3 separate regions of the Homo sapiens genome follow, and all the other regions are linked to region 2. A link is a loop called in an ENCODE intact Hi-C map of the cell type or tissue named here. Cell type or tissue: heart left ventricle. All regions are shown on one strand. Each heading gives the region's core, and the rest is flanking DNA. Links, peaks and the distances in the headings are about the cores only.

What was found. Peaks named below come from ENCODE experiments on the same cell type or tissue, not always from the same donor. Only the 100,000 strongest peaks of a DNase experiment are listed, where the experiment ranks them.
Region 1: a loop joins it to region 2, with 2.2 times the contacts of the local background. A loop is called at or near these places in 16 of 110 quality-filtered maps.
Region 3: a loop joins it to region 2, with 5 times the contacts of the local background. A loop is called at or near these places in 19 of 110 quality-filtered maps.

The regions. Positions count from the first base shown.
Region 1 is chr20:53,735,791-53,741,494 of GRCh38, forward strand. LOC124904933 (a long non-coding RNA gene) reads left to right here and starts at 973. Exons shown (of 2, transcript XR_007067660.1): 1 at 973-3,068; 2 at 4,614-5,704. RefSeq lists enhancers at 1-697, 698-1,601, 1,602-2,505 and a silencer at 4,780-5,074. In heart left ventricle, for the core only: no CTCF peak of the experiment used is centred there; a DNase peak (open chromatin) is centred at 2,921; H3K4me3 peaks cover 2,757 bases; H3K27ac peaks cover 2,917 bases.
Region 2 is chr20:53,867,312-53,873,015 of GRCh38, forward strand. No RefSeq gene overlaps it. Among named protein-coding and RNA genes, the nearest start is that of BCAS1-AS1, 45 kb to the right of the region's middle. In heart left ventricle, for the core only: a CTCF peak has its summit at 2,677 (motif pointing left); no DNase peak of the experiment used is centred there; H3K27ac peaks cover 495 bases.
Region 3 is chr20:53,591,607-53,597,310 of GRCh38, forward strand. ZNF217 (zinc finger protein 217) reads right to left here and starts at 2,233. Exons shown (of 6, transcript NM_006526.3): 1 at 2,150-2,233. RefSeq lists silencers at 944-1,183, 1,604-1,753, 2,244-2,323, 2,414-3,253 and an enhancer at 5,054-5,103. In heart left ventricle, for the core only: a CTCF peak has its summit at 2,580; DNase peaks (open chromatin) are centred at 1,095, 1,645, 2,225 and 2,785; H3K4me3 peaks cover 4,129 bases; H3K27ac peaks cover 4,668 bases.

The DNA.
Region 1 (5,704 bases), core at 397-5,396, 130 kb before region 2:
TATTTCAAACCACGGCAGGGCAGGTTCCTTTACAAGATAGTCAAACAGGACATAAGTGTATTACTCTGCTATTTATATACCTCCATGGCTCTAGAAGGCAAACAAAGACTCCTGAAATTTAATAATCTCCTCCAGAAACTTAGCTTCAGCAACACACACACACATTCTCTCTCTCTGTGTCTCTCTCTCTCTCTCTCTCTGTCTCTCTCCAAAAGCCCCAAACCTTCAAGCTCCCAAATAATCAATGATGACCACTCTCAGTGCTGGACTGAACGATAATATTACAGTCACTTCTTATTCAGAGGTAGTGCTCAACTTCCCCATTATTTATTGATTTTCCCCCAAAGTTATCAAGTTCTAAAGCCTAATTATTGGTGTAATAGCTGAGATGTTAAGAGAATTGTAAGCCCCTTTAGCTAATGCATGGCATATGTTGAAGGGATTCAGCTAATTCACATATCTGTCTGCACTATTAATAGAGAAGGTTACATGCCAATTATCCAGGCTTCAATCAGCCTGTTTGGATACAATAGAGGCAGTGTTCACACACTTGATGTGCCACATTCCTTCCCGACATCAGAAGCAGCTGGTCCAGATAAAGACCGCTGGGGTTTTGATATTTAGGAATCACGTCCACGGAAGAGCTGGAGTTGAGACTTGATTGCTTCATGGACAAATTCCCTGCAGGTATCTTTAACCTGGACTCTTTTGAAAAATGCCTAGTAGGTTTGCAGTTCACTGGGCTTTACACTTTTCCTGCTCAGACTTGTTGGGTGGGTGGGTGGGTGGAGGTGCTGAGGAAGAGGAGAAAGACAAAGGAGCAAATAGCTCCAAGGACAAAGCAGGGAATAATAGGAACGGGCAAATGGATTCCAATAAAATAAAGAACCCGCACACATTCTTGTGCCCAGTTTTAGAACCAAACAGGCTAAGACATTTTCCTCCTAAGAGCTCAACTTCGTGTGTTGAAAAATAGGTGGATGGATAAATATCTCTGTATATTTCACCTGCATTCTTTTCTTTTTATTTTTTTCCCCTTTCATTTCTTTTTTTCCTCTGATTCAGAAGCTGGACTGGAAGTGTTGTAATATCATCAGAAAATGCTGCTTCCGGTGGTATTTTTAACCAGGAACAGAAGCTGAAGTGTCTGAAACCACCGGAGAAAGCCCCTGCTCTCCTGAGAGCTGTTCTCTAATTTTGCTGGCAGAGAGCATTGGATCAGTGATCAGAAAGTTAAAATGGCAGATGTTGGGGCTTCTAGGGGGAGGGGAGGCAGATACCTGATACTCTCCGGCATTTGTTTTTTTATCCTTCCCCTTACCTTCCTTTCTCGGATCACAATATCCTTCCCCTTACCTTCCTTTCTCAGATCACAAAACAGAGCTGGCGTCCACTTTTCTAAGGTCACACAGCCAAATGCTGGCACAACAGTAAACAAACAAACAAACAAAAAACAACCATCCCCAGGACCTGCCTCTCAGGCTGCATCCTGACCCTCCTGACATTTCTCAAATACAGCAGCAGACCTCAATACTTTTTACAAAAATCACCAAAAGCTAATCAACAACAGGCAGATAGCCCATGTCAGCCGTTGTTTCATGTGCTATTTCAGCTCCGTGTGTATTTTTTCACCCTCCCAGATGAAAATACAGTAATTAACTCCATACAGAGGGGGGATGGAGGGAGGAAACTCCCTTTTTTTTTTCCCTTCCCCTAGACTTGAAAAGAAATTCTGGCAGATAATTTGGCTGAACATGAAAAGGGAGAGGCTGCTTACAGCCGCCCAGATAAAGTGCTAGGTTGGTGAGGCTTTGCGGGCTAAGTTGGTTATTTCACGCCATGAAAAGCAGACATTTATCTGTTCCCATGGAGATGTGATTTCTACTAGTCAATCAGGCACTGGGGAGGTCAGACAATAGCCAGTGGTTCCCTTTTTCATCTCAAGAGACAGTCCATTCCTGTTCTATTGTAACATTTCACCTACATTTAAAGGAATCTAAATGATCTCTCCGAAATACCTGCAGACGCAGCCATTATATTTTCAAGTGATCAAAATTAGCAGACATTCCAGCTGCCTCAGAGGTAGACGGGGCGTGCCCCCCACCCCCCAGTTTCAGATCATAGGTTGTTCCAGCACCATCCTTATTTGGATAATTTTGGCTTCCACACTTGATCCTTCCCTCCTGAATAAAATAATAAGGTCATAAATTACATGTTAAAATTTGGGGAGTGGGCAGAGGACTTCAAACAGAACATCGCGGGAGCAAGAGAACGCTGCCCAGAAGAGAGCAAAGCCCAGAACTACTGCAAGTTTGATAAACTGTAAACTTTGTTCCCGGTCACAGGACTGGGAACCGCCTGAAAACTGCACATGCAGAAATGATTAGGGCTGTTATTTGATCTTCAGTGTTTGCTATCAATCCCAGAAAGCAGATCATGTCTATTTGCCAAATATGTTTATTTCAGTAGGTGAATTGCAGTGTAAGCACCTAGAAACTAGGATTCACATAAGGACTTTGAAAATGATCTCCGAAGTGTCTCTTTTTCCCGCATCATTTTCACACATGCCTAAGGCAGAAGAAAACGTAACGGGGGTGGGGGGCCTTCTTCGAGCTAATTGAGAAGCAAGAGGCTATTTCCATGGGATCCCATTTGAAAACGCTGTCTGAGAGGCTTTTCCAACTCTCAGAGCATATTTGAGACGCAGACTGTCAAATGTGACTTACACAGAAGGCCGTTCACAGGATGGCAGCGTAACAGAAAACAGCAGACAGGCAAGGCCATTAAGTAACTTCATGCTTGTTAATGGGAGTCACTCAAGTGCAGCTCAACTGCGCAAGGCAGGAAAGTAAACACAAATACGACTCCTGGTTTGCCACAAGCCCGGCCTCTGTAGTGAGAGAGCTGTGACTGCGTTTCCAGCTCCTTGAAGGCAGAGAGACTCCTGCCTTTCGGGGCGGGCGGGCTGGAACAAAGACACCAACGGGGCCACCTCGGAAAGTCTTTTTGAGCAGTTTCAGCAAATAGCATTTAAGGGAAGGGAAAAAAACTCCAATGTACTCAATAAGGTACAGTATAATATCCCATTATTGAGGAGCCAAAAAGCAGGGATTTACCGCAAACGTTTTTGGGAGCTCGATTTCTCTGGAAAGACAGGGCACGCATTTCTCATGTATCGTGGGCCAGTATTTGACCATTTCCTGTGACCATTTCTTTACATAATTTTCTCAGTTTAGTTTTTAAAAATTAAAATAGAAGTCATACCTAATCTCTTTAAAACGTTCAAACAGTATAAAATTAAGGTAAAGGAGTTGAAGTTCCTCATTCCTTTTGCTCACTCCCACGCAGCTCATGATCTCACCAGAGATAGCTAATAACTACTTTTTAACAGTGTGAAACATATTTTCCAGACGTTTTCCATAAAATGCACATATACAAATACACATGCTTTGTTTTAAATACACCACTGGTATCATATTTATAGACACTGTTATACAACTTGCTTTTTTCACTTTGAGTATCGATCATGGACAATTTCCAATGTAGGTATTTTTCTAGTGAGCTATAAATTTTGGGGAACCATGTCATACATGCTCCTGGGGAAAATTCAAATTATAGGGCTTGTGGGGAAGGGTGGGTCTCCCTCCTCCCCCGCAGACAATGACTATTAGCAGTTTGTAGTGTCTCATGCCAGAAATAGTCCACGCATAGATCAGCATATATGCATATCGAACGCTCACACCTTTCTTTGTCTTTACACAAGTATCTTTCAGCTTGCATTTTCCACTTAAATCTCTTGGACAGCACTCTGTGTTAGAAAAACTTGATGTTTTAAGTGGTGGCATAGTATTTCTTTAAATGGTATTCCTTAATGTATTTCACTTGCCCTTTTTCACAGACTTTTTGGTGGCTTTCAGTGTTTGCTTCTACAAACAGTGCTACAATAAGTAGTCTGGTGTGTACCCAGTGATTCTCTGCTCAAACACACTCACTCCTTTCTGAAAGCGACTCCTATTACACCACACCTGTCCTAAAGTTGCTGTAATCCAAAGAAAAATGGATCGAATTAACTTTTTTTTTAAAACGAGGGTTTTAAGCAGAACATTATTAACCCATTAAAAATCTGTGATAATAAACTCGTGCCCTTTCCTGTGGTTTTTAGTCTCTCCTTCAGCTTGAGAGTAAGAGATTCATGAAAATGAAAAGAAAAAGTCTATCCCATCCTCACCTCCTCATCCCCTATCAGCCATGTCAAGATCACTACATAGCATCCCATGCCTGCTTATTACAAATGCATACTTCACACTGAGTAATTCCTTTCCATCTACTCCTTTCATCTTGGGCTCAGAGAAAGATCGCAGCTCACGCTTACAACTTAGGTGCAGACTTCTGCTCTTTTTTTGTGTGCAGGAGTAAAGCCACTGGGGATTTAGAACAAAGTGTGTCCTTGGAAAGAAGTGGGTAGAATTTTGTGTGTGCAGTAGGTGGGGGAGGGAACCCCCTCCCGAGGGAGGAGTTCGATTTCATTATACAGTTGGAAACCCGGTGAAATCATGTATACGACTGGATCTTTTCGCTCAGCGAGTGAGGTCTTTTTGTTCTTTGTCTTGCAGTGTGTACAGCAAATTTCTGTTGTGCCTGGGAAGAAGGAAATTTGAGTTAAAGAGGAGGCCCGCTCCATATGCCTTGTCACAAGTACACTCACTGAAACATTAATTCACGAAGAGATTGCAACAAGACCAAAACGAAAGAGGAACAGGGCCTGACAATGTTCAGAGAAGGAAAACCGAAGAAGTAACCATCCCCAAGTTAAAAATGACGTGGGGATGAAAAAATAGGTTGCCTGTTGTATTTGTCATTGAAATGCACAATCTTGTTTACTGTTTATCTTGAGACTCTGGGAGCTCTCCTGCTGCTTAGGAAAAAAGAGGCAAAGGTTTAGGAAGAAATGCTAGTCATAAGAAAGAGAGGCATTAGAAACCCTAGAGAGAATGGGAGGTGTAAATAGTATGTGGGCATTTGGCAATCACCACAAAGAAATGGGAGACAAAGGCAAGTGTCTGATGCCAGAAATCCTAAAAACTTGAGTGGAAAACCCAGACACAATAAAAATGTCCAAAAGAAAAAAAAGGCAAAATCCCATGAGATCTTTTTTTTTCTCTGTGATGTTACCTAATGGAGAAAATAAAGGTGGGTTTTGCCACAGTGATCATGGTGCCGTATCCTAAAGGAAGTAGCTTCATGATAAGCCTTCAGAGGCTCTCTCCAGGCCAGCCCCAGCCTTAGGACAAAATGGGACAATCTTGGGGGACAATTTCTTTCTCCAAAAAGGGGATGAGATTGGGCAGAAGAAACACTTGCAGGGCAGAGTTATTATCTCTCTCCCCGAAGAGTTTAATCAATTGTGGTCATTTACAGATCTCTGTCGTTGTCCTTTTCTCTCTCCCTCTTTCTTTTTCTTTCTTTCTTTCTTTCTTTCTTTCTTTCTTTCTTTCTTTCTTTCTTTTTCTTTCTTCTTTCTTTCTTTTTCTTTCTCTCTCTTTCTTTTTTTCTTTTCTTCTTTCTTTCTGATGACTTTGCCTTGAAAGGAATTGCTTAGGAAAGAGGGAAAAGGCATTTTTAGTCAAAAGCTAAGCTAAGATCAAATTAAATCGGGCAATGGAAACCTCCTCTGGAGGCTGTGCAGTAGAGTGTGACACCTCCT
Region 2 (5,704 bases), core at 539-5,538:
GCTCAATTAGCCCTCTTTTGAATCCTCTCTGACGGTTGGTTAAATATGGGTCGAAAGTGCTTTTTTAAAGTGGAACTGATCTTGGGTTGAGGTAACTTAATCTTCCGGGTGTTAAGACGCTGAAAAATAATGTTTTAACGGAACAATTACTAGAAGACATGGAAATTGCATTAGGCTCGTCTGTCCAGTTCTATTTTATAGACATGAACATTTCAAAGTACAAAAGGCTATTCTATAAAAAGGACACTTGGCTATTCTTTATAAAGGTTCCCCTTGTACTTTTATAGAATGTTTACAAGGTTAATAAGTATGCTTTTTTTTTTATCACTGTATATTTTAAATGGCCCAACGACTGCTCCCACGTTGATTTGAGAATCATTGAAACTGCCTGAATGGAGCAGGGGTATCCTTTGTTTCCCATTGATTTGGAAACAAAAGACTCAGGGGGGAAAGAAAAGTTTAGTTTGCTTCTGAATGCCATATGCAGATGAACGTTCTGCTGATAAAATACACCAAGGATCTGAAAACTTTTTCAAGTCTTAGAACAGGAAGGTTACTCTTGCAGTCACACTGCATGTTTGAACCTGCCTTCCATTTTTCATTTCTCCCATTGTGCCCTGGGCTACCATGGGATTACTTATGTCACACACCCAAGTCTTCGGAAAAAAATAAACAGCAGTCAATAGAAGAGAACCACCATCAAACGAGGCAAAAGTTGTCTGCTGTTTCTTACTTAGGAAATACCCCATGGACATCATCAGTAAATAAGGTCCCCCACTTTCCCCCTCATCATTTTTCCCAATTTCTCTATATCCAAGATTCCCATCCTTGGCGCTAATATTTACGACTAGAACATTCTTTATTGTTGGTGGCTGTCCCGGGCAGTGTAGGGTGCTCACCAGTATCTGGTGACAGTAGCTGTTCCCTCTACAGTCATGAAAATAAAAAATGTGAAAATTGAGAGCTGGGCACAGTGGGTTCACCTGTAGCCCCAGCTACTCAGATGGCTGAGGCAGGAGGTTCCTTTAAGCCCAGGAGTTCTAGTCAAGCCTGGGTAATGTAGGAAGACATTGCCTCTAAAATACATATATACACATATATATTTTATATACAATATATTATATATTTTATATACAATATATTATATATTTTATATACAATATATTATATATTTTATATACAATATATTATATATTTTATATACAATATATTATATATTTTATATACAATATATTATATATTTTATATACAATATATTATATATTTTATATACAATATATTATATATTTTATATACAATATATTATATATTTTATATACAATATATTATATATTTTATATACAATATATTATATATTTTATATACAATATACTACATATGATATATTATATATAATTTATTATTTATATATAATATATATTATAGAATATATATTATGTAATATATATAATCATAATATATAATATATATAATAATATATTATATATATTATATATCATATATAACGCATATAATATATATTATATAATGCATATAATATATATTATATAAAACATAATATATATAATACATACAACATATAATATATTGTATATATAATACATACAATATATAATGTATTATATATAATATATTTTATATAATATATTATATATTATATATTTTATATAATATATTATATATAATATATTTTATATATAATATATATTTTATATATAAAACTAAAATAAATGTTATATATAATGTATAAATTTATATACAAATATAATTATACATAAATATAAATATCTAGAATATAGCATATATGGTATAGATCATATATATCATACTATATTATAATATATATTATAATATATAGTATTATAGTATGATATATACTATATTTTATATTATATACTATATACTATATGATATGCATCATATATTATATGATATATAGTACATACTATATATGTATCATATATTATATGATATATAATATATATAATATATAACATGTAGGATATACACTATATAATTTTATATATAATATAGTATACATATTATATATAAGTATGCAGCCTAAGCAATATGGCAAAACTCCGTCTCTACAAAAAAATTAGCTGGGGGTGGTGGTATGTGCCTGTGGTCTCAGTTACTCAGGAGTCTGAGGCGGGAGGATCAGCTGAACCTGGGGAGGTCGAGGCTGCAGTGAGCCACGACTGCACTTCAGCCTGGGCAACTGAGTGAGAACTTGTCTCAAAAAAAAAAAAAAAAAAAAAAAGTAAAGTGTCAACGTTGCCAATGTTTCCAAGAAGGGGAGGTGGGGGGTTGGCTTCTGGTTGGGAAATACTACTTGAGAACCATCTGCCCACAGACTCCTGCTTGAGAAAAGAAGAGGTTAGTTAAATGCTCAGCCAGTTATAATGAAAACAACTGGTTACAAAATCGTACTTTTAGTCAGAATTCATAGAGTAGAACTTAAAATAGACAAAAGGAAAGGGAAATAATGCATCAAGGGACCCAGAGATCACAGAATAGCCAGCCCTTCATTTTCAGGTGAGGGCCTCTGTGGGAAGGTGCGTTCCAAGCCACACAGTTGGAAGTTGAGCGAACTGAACCAAGGCTGGGCTTTTGTGTTTGCTGTTTAAACAGTGTGTGGTTTTACTCACCTACCATAGTGCTCCTCCTACTGGTGGGCACCTTAGAGTAGGCTGAAAACAACGTGTCTCACTGTCCTTTTTTGTTTGTCTCTGAGTATTTTTCCTTATGATCTTGAAGTAACATTTACTTAATTTGCAATGAATGAAAACAGGCATGTACAGCAATCGTTTAAAAAGTATATTTTATGAGGTTTTGTAAGGATAATAGATTAAAAATTATTGTAGTGACTGTAAATAAATATGGCTATAAAAAGTTAAATTCTTTTTGGCATATAAGATACATCTTTGCTCCTTTAGTAGGTGTAGTTTACATCAACTATTTTGTTATATATCTAAAAAAGAGAAGCCATGCCCAGAACCAAGTATTCCAAGTCCTATAATCATAAAGGTAATACTAGTAATGAGTGTTTCATGTTTACTTTTTAAAAAATAAGTTTTGAATTATGAGCTGTCCTGAGCAATAGCACAGGTGGACAGAATAGCATCACAAACAGTCCTGAGCTCAGCACTCTGCTTGACTGGTTTTGAGCTCTCCTGTTTCAGGGTCTTTTCAGGTCCTTCTGGCCAGGAACCGTCTTTCCTTTGCAGGGCTCACACCTTCCTTCCTTCATGCAAGCCTCTGCTGAGATGTTATCTCTTCGGACAGGTCTCCTGACTGCTCTATTTGTAGTGAATGCAACTCCTAAATGTATTCTGTATCATAAACAAAAAGCACCCTCCATCTCCCCTGGTCACTCTTCATAGCACTTATTATATATTTGTTTGACTTATTTATTGTCTAGCTTATCCAACTAGAATCCAGGCTGTGACTCGCTGAGGGCTTTGTTTTGTCTACCAATACCCAGAAGGATGCCTGTTATACTGCAGGCACTGAGTAAATATCTATTGAATAAAAGTATTATTGCCTGGGCAAACTTTGTAGGCAAGAGCAGGCTAGTAACAGTTTGGTGTAGGTTGATGAATTCTTACACTCTGGTAAATGACCTTTGTCTTTTTAAGTATAATAATATTATGTTTAATGTTTAAATGGCTTAACACGACAAATTATATTTCCAAGAGTTAATCATTTATCCATCTTAAATAACAGGTCTTGTTTTCAGTAGAGAAAAGTTTAAGAAGAAATATAAAAAATGGCCTTTCAGCCTACTGATCAGAGAAGCCCTAGTGACACTTAAACAAGCAAACAAACAAATAAAAACACGAGTTTAGGCTGCGGCTGCTCATGCCTGTAATCCCAGCACTTTGGGAGGCTGAGGCAGGCAGATCACCAGCCTGGCCAACATGGTGAAACTCCGTCTCTACTAAAAATACAAAAATTTGCCAGACGTGGTGGCACATGCCTGTAATCCCAGCTATTCCGGAGGCTGAGGCAGGAGAATTGATTGAACCTGGGAGGCGGAGGTTGCAGTGAGCCAAGACTGGGTCACCGCACTCCAGCCTGGGTGATTGAGCGAGACTCTGTCTCAAAAAAAAAAAAAAAGTTTAGAGTTAGAAACTTAAAATTTTATGGAAAGGTACAGAATAAAAAGTGGCAGATGTTCCCCTGTGTACTTTCTTGTTCCTTTCATAAAAATAAAACTCCTGTAACTAATTTCTCATGGATTGTTCCAGAAAAAATTTTCTATGCCTATAGGCATAACTTTATCAACAAAATACACATTCTCTTAAATTGCTTTAAAGATACACACACATGCACGTGCACTTCCCAGAAGTTTCTGTAACAACCCTTGCACAATTTATACTTAGATATTTATTTGCACAACCATATTGTGAATATCACCTCCACCTGTCTGCCTGTCCCCTGTTCCCTCCCTAGTGCCTGGCACGCAGCAGGTAATGACCTATTCATTGAGTGAATAACTAAACTAGTACATCCTCGTTTAACAGAAGGCACTATGCTTTTATTAATGCACCCTGACAAACAGAATTCTTATACCACTAGTTAAGTTCTTCAAGATTCATACTCAATGAATATTGATGGTTTTTTTAAAAATTGATTTTGTTCTAGGTGCTTTCACATGAATGGGATCCTCAGGCTAATCTCCTGAAGTGGTTATTTTAATTCCTGTTCTTCAGATGAGAAAATGGAGACTCACAGAGTTAAAGCCAAATTATATAATAAGAGCTTAATTCTAGGAAAAGGTTCTAGGCCTTTGTGCCCTACTTATATTTCTAAGTCTCTTCCTTTCTGCTAGTTTCAAAAGTAAGAATGCTATGAATGTTTAAGCTTAGCTCTGAATACCAAATATTTCTGTACAGTCTGTCATGCTACAAAGGTTCATTTCAAATCTAATTAGCCCAGCAGATAAAACAAGGAGCTGGAGACTCTAAATAAACCACTAACAAACAAAAAACACCTCTAACACAAAAGAAATCTCTTGATGGTGTAAAAACTAAGCAATGTGGCTTCTAAGAACGTGGCTTCTGAACAGCTCAGAATCAAAACACAGGAAGTAAGCTGTTAATGGCACAATGAAATGAATAAAAACTATTTTGGGGGTGAACCAGAATTTGCTCTGCTATTTACTGGTTCGTGTTCAAAGTGGGGAGAGGGGCCTTGGGGTCAAGAGTTTCCCCAGTGGCCCTATTTCCAAGAAGAAATAGCCAATACACAACTCTGTAAAAAAATTAAAAAACATGGAATTGCACACTTAAAATGGATGAATATTATGATATGTAAATCATGTCTCAATCAAGCTGTTAGAAAGAAAGAAAGAAGAAAGAAAAAGCAAGCAAGCAAGCGAGCCAAATTTAATGCGGTTTTACTTTGCCAGCTGTCAGCTGGTACAGATTTTGGTCGTGTGTGGTGTGTGTGTGTGTGTGTGTGTGTGTGTGTTTAAAAAATGTGGTCTGTGATCCAGAGCATACCAGGATGTGGGAGACTCACAGGTTACTGTTTAATATTATATAGAAAACGTGTGCAGAGCCAAGGAGGGGAAAACAGTTCTGTAATTAAAAGACAGGACTAGGGCTTCCTGAGATGTAAAAATAGATGAAAAAGGTGAATCTTTTGTTCTGTGGGTGTTGCCACAACGTCACCTACTAGGGTGAAACTGCAGTGT
Region 3 (5,704 bases), core at 293-5,292, 280 kb before region 2:
AACAAAACAATATCTAAAATAAATATGACTTCCCAGAAGGAAAAAAGTTATCTACCATTAAGGACACACCTTAAAAGTTCTTAGCACACATTAAGTAAGCACAAACTAGTGGCTTGCCTGTTATATTTTCAGACAAAAAGCAATGAGGTTATTCCTCTGCACTTGTCACTGCAGACACATCAAGGCTTTTAGAAACTACATCTATTACTCGTTGTCTAAGTATCATAAAACTTAGCATTTTAAGTCTTGTTTGATATCAATCAAGAAAGAACATCCACTTCAGGGGAAAGAAGTACAGTAAAATAAGAACATTGTAAATCTCCTTCTTGACATATACAAAAGAGAAGGTAAAAGGCCTCCTAAGACCCCTACCTAGTGGCCAGGCCTGGACGGCAGCTGTTGCTACCTCGCCTTTTCTTTTGTTGAGCTTAATCTCATGTCAAGTCATTCAACCAACTCAAAAGCAATGAAGACATAATTGAATCAACCTGAACTAAATCAGACCTAGGCTTCTTAAAACATACAGCTTAATGCTTCCAAACGATCTAGAAAACTGAAAAACCTAGCTACGCTGTAGGACACACAGTGGCCAATAATACAGGACCCCCAAACTGGCCAGTGGACCACTGCAACCGCCATTTACTTTCTCCGTGTTTAGGAATGTTCAACGCTCCAAGCCCCATAGACTGATTCAGGAAGATAAACTGAGGCTCAAGGAATTTCGAGGTAGAACAATACACCAAAGCCTTAAACCTGAAATGACTACCCTTTTCTGGGGGGTGGGGGGAAAGAAAAAGAAAAAAAAGTTTCTGGGGCTCTCAGGGCGGCCCAGATGCCAGGGTCCCAGAAGTGGCCTTTTCTAGCTCCTGTAACTAAACCTGGCGGAAAACTCCCTGCCTGCTCACCCCACCCCCACCCGCCCAAGAAAGCGCCTTCCCGTCTTCGGTGGCCCTACCCAGAATCCCAAAATGTGGGTTCCAACCCGGGCCCTGAACATCTTCTCAAACTCCCGGGACCCAGGTTCCGGCGCGCGCCCCGCGTGCCGGGTCTTGCCCCTCGGGCGGGACCGCCCAGGCAGCCCCAAATCCAGCCTCCCGGGCCCCCAGCAGCGCCCTCCGCCTCTCCACCATCCCGTCCGGCTCGCAGTCGGGGCCAAATCGAGAGACAAGAGGGCTGTGCCTGAAACTGAGCGGTTTCACCACTCGGCACCTCCTGGCAGAAACTTCCCTTAAAAAAAAAAAAAAAGAAAAGAAAAAAAAAAGCAGCAGCACTTTTGGGCTAGCATTTCAATCCTTCCTGCCCTTTAGAGTTCCCAGTTCTGCTTCCAGCTGGCTTTGGGTGTTCCACTAGAATTGAGTTGTAAAGATATTCTTTAAGTGTTTATAGAACATTAAGACTTAAAAAAATCTTTAAAATTAGAGGAGGGAAAAAAAAAGCCACCTTATCGCACACATCCAGGAAACGCAGCCCCGTGCATCCCTGTTCAGGGATGAGCAGGCGCCCCAAGACTCCCGGGGACAGATTTTTGGGCACCCGAGGGAGTCACGGGGCGCGCGTCGGGGTCCGCGGCGAGGCCCAGCCCCTCCCGCGGTCCCTTAGAGGCGCCCTCCGCCCGGCCCGAGTGGACCGTCCCGGCCATTGTTTACGGGGGGATGCCCGTCCGGACGCATTGTTTTGGCCGCTTCCAACTTGCCCCGGCCCTTCCCCGGGCATCGCGGGGGGACCCTACGCCGACGTTCCCCCTCCGCCCGCGCCCCAAGGGCCAACTGGGCAAATTGGGAGACCCGCCCCGCGGGGCGACCCAACTTTTCGGAACAGCCCCCCACCGCCCACCCCCGCAGACCCCCGCTCCCGGCGGAGATTCAGGGAACCCCGCACCCCAAGCCCCTCTGAATCGTGCGGCGTGAGTGTGACGGCCAAGAGCGGATGCAGCCCGGGATCGCCCGCACCTTCCCGCGGGCGGAAGCGCAGGAGCCGGCTGGGGAGGGGGCGCCCTAGAGGAGCGGATAGAAAGCTGAGACGGGGAACTGAGGTCATCCTGGGGGGGGACAAGACAACGAGAGCCGGGCGCCTCGGGGGCGGCGCGGGAGCCTCCGCAGGACCGGGCGGGCGCCCCGGCTGGCGCGGGCGGGGGGCGCGCCCCCTTTACCTGCGGCTCCGGCTCCTCGGCCATTTCCTCGCGCGGCGGCGGCCGGGACTGAGCTGACACCACTCGGGCCGGCCGGGTTTGAATGAGGAGGAGCGGGCGCGGAGGGGAGGGGGCGGGGAGGGCGGAGGGAGGGAGGGAGGCGTCGCGGAGTTTCTCTCAGCCTTTTGTGCGGACACCTCCCGGATTCCGCGCCCGCACCCGGCCCCCCAAAAGACACGGGGAGCCGCGGGCGAGGGGTGCAGCCATCCGCCGAGGAGCCTAGTGCCTTCGCGCCTCCAAGACCCCCCCCCAACAAAAAAGGAGCGTCCCCCACCCCCACCCCCGCCCGGAGAATATAGGGGCCGGGCTCACCTCGGGCGCGGGGCTAAGGTGAGCGGGGCGGGGGTGCGCACGGGGGCAAAGGCGCGGGCGCCCCCTACTCGTCCGCGCGGGGACAGTGCAGGCGCGGGGGGTCCCTAGAGCCGCCGGGGCGCGGCGCGTCCGGCGCTGGGGGACTGTTGGGTCAGAAAGTGTTCAGGGAGCAGCTGTTGCGCCCTCCCTCGGCCCCGCCGCTCGGAGACGCCCCGCCCCCTGCCTTCACCGGCCGCCCCGCCCCCTGCCTTCACCGGCCGCCCGGCCACGCCCCACACCGCCCCGGCCCCGCCCCAGCGCCCACGTGACTAGCATAGGCGCGCCCCTGCTCCGCCCCCCGCCGCCGACTCCGCCTCCGGGACGGGAGCGAGCGGCGAGCGCGCGCACTCCCAGTTCTCGCTCGGCGACTCCCGCGCACGCGCGCGCCGTGCCACCCTCCCCGCGCCCCCCGCCCCGCACCCCTCCTCCCGCCATCCGGCTTAACGTGGCGGGCGCGCGCCGCGGCGGTAGCCGTGACAGGTACCCGGGGAGGCCGGAGGGAGGGGGCCGCGAGGGTGTGCGCAGGCGCAGATCCGGCCCTGTCCCCGCCGCCCCCTCCTCTGCAAGGTGTGCGCGGGCGAGGGGAGGGGCCCGCGGCCCGAACCCCTGGGTCACCCCGAATTACAAACAAAAACCTTAACGCCGTTGCTCGCGGGTTAGAAGGCAGCTGTGCGCGAAAAACACCAAAGATTTTCTTCAAGCTTGAGGAAGGTCGAGAAGATAAACAGTTTTTAAATGAGTATCTTCAGAAAGCTATTTAATTGTTGTGATTTTTTTTTTTCTGAAAGGGCTGGGCTTGCGCTATTCTAACTTGAGATTTCTAAACTTAGCCTAGGTTCCAAGAATCTACTTGGTTTTGATAGAAATCCATTTGGAGGAAACCGGGGACAAAAAAAGGGACAAAAAAAAAAAAAAAAAAACCGCTACCCTTTCCCCTCCTCCCTACGCACAACTCATTTAAAGCGTTTCCCAAATGTTTTCTTTCCTTACTGAAAAAAAGGACAAAAAAAAGATCCTGATTCCTAAGGCCTGTGATATTTCCCCATTTTAAATAAGCTTCGAGGAACCATAGACATAACAAGCACATCCACAATTTTTCTACCCCAAAATGCAAACTAATGCAAATGTGAAATGGATCTATGCAAGTCGCTACTAACAAAATAGCCAAATATTTGTGTTTTTACCGGCCTTCAGCATATCCAAAATGAAAAAACTTTAAAACACATCAAGAAAAGCATTTAAAATATCTATTTCCTAAATCAAAAGAAAGAACGCACTACAGAAACGATCCGGAGCTGGTGAGCAATGCAATCTTAATAAATAGGAAAAGGAATTTGAGAAGACAGCTCAGCAAAGGGGAAGAATTTGCCAAGTGTCATGTTTTGCTGTCATTTTATATATAACTACTAACCCCACATATGGTCTGGTTAGTCTTTTTTAAAAAGGAAGCGAATCAATTACTCACAATTAATTAGCAGTGCCAGTAGATTCTTAGGCCAGCACTAAAAAACTAAATTGGGTGAATTTTTTTTCACTCAAGTCCACTGATATTGATCACTTTTAGTATTAGGATTCCTTTTCTGACAAAGGATGAATACCTATCTTTAAAATATATTTTTTAAACTTATTGTCACATTCTAAAACACAGTCCAAAAACACTTCATAAACAAGAAACTTCATTTAACTTTATGAAAACAAATGACTATGAGCCTTGCTACACAACAAAGAAACTATGACCAAGTGGAACCAGGTTGAGCCTGAAGTGTAACCTCATTCTACATGTTAATGGATAACCTTTGAACTCCGAGACCTTGAATGCTGTAAACACAATAGCACTGATAGTTAAAAATTCTAGTGTCAAAATCGAGCAAAAAGAAAAGTCCAAACTTTTCAGGGGGAATAGGGAAACAATCAAATATTTTGACAAATAATCGTTTCAGTAAGAACAAGGAGATTCCTGGCTCTCAGACCTTGTTGCTACTGAATTATTTTCTGAGCAAAAACGGTTGTGCTTGTTTTCCCCCTGTGCCCTCCAAAGCTACCACTTTGTTCACATTATAGCATCATGATTTGTTACTGTTTCGCCGCCTCTCTCAAAAAAAAAAAAGAGAGCGCCTTATTATGTTGTAGCTTTTAAAACTGAAAGATGATTATAATTCACTGATCTGTCTGCTAAGAGTTTTATTTATATGTGATCCTCCTTATGTTTGAGCAAAGAATTACAAAGAACCTTGTCCTGGAGTCGTGCCAACGAAACTGGGAAATCGTTGCAAAATTCTGCCAGTGACTGACTGCTGGGTTGCAAATACATACTGTGTTTTCAGAAGGACATAGAGGGATCTGAATTCGCCTGGGAGGGCTTTTCCCTAAGACACATTCTTCCCTTAGAATGTGAGACTCATACTTCCCATTTATTTGGAAAGCATGTATAGTTCAAACAATTAAAATATGGAAACTCCAAAAGTAACAGGAGAACACTGGAAGCATTTGGTTTTGTAATAAAAGCTAGGAACTCATACTGCACAAAGTGAAAATTGAAAATCGAACGTTGGTCTTCCTATGCTTAGCTCCACCCACAAGAAATCCAGCTTCGCCATCACTCCCTGCGTAGGCCATCTCTAAAGGAGTCAGGTGCTACTAGATGCCAGCAAAAAAACAAAGAATGGAACCAAAAGAGAAGCTCTGCACATGGTACTTGGAGAAGGGGCAGAAAATCCCCACTTCACCTTCTTTCAATGCAGCAAACATCAGCTACACCTCATTTTTCACAATCATCCAAACAGGCCCTCCTTAAGACATATTTCCTAGTATGCGCTTATAAAATCACACCATTATCTCTAATTTAATCCTAGTGATATAAGGCCTCTTCGTTTAGCCAACATCTGATTTTCTATCCAGATCCTGCCAGTCACAGCATGCTCAGATCTAGTAACATAACAAAAAAAAAAAAAGAAAAAAAAAAAAAAAACTTCTGATTTGCTGTATTTAACACTTACTGGAATCCTCTTTTGAGACTCAGCCTTAATTAGAAGAACAGAATGAGGTAGGATCTTCTTATTTCACAAGACGTTATTTTACTGTGGAACTATTATAGAAAAACTATTTGGAAACTGTGTGTAAATCCCTGGAGCTGAAACAGAGCCAACATAGATACGGGACGTAAAA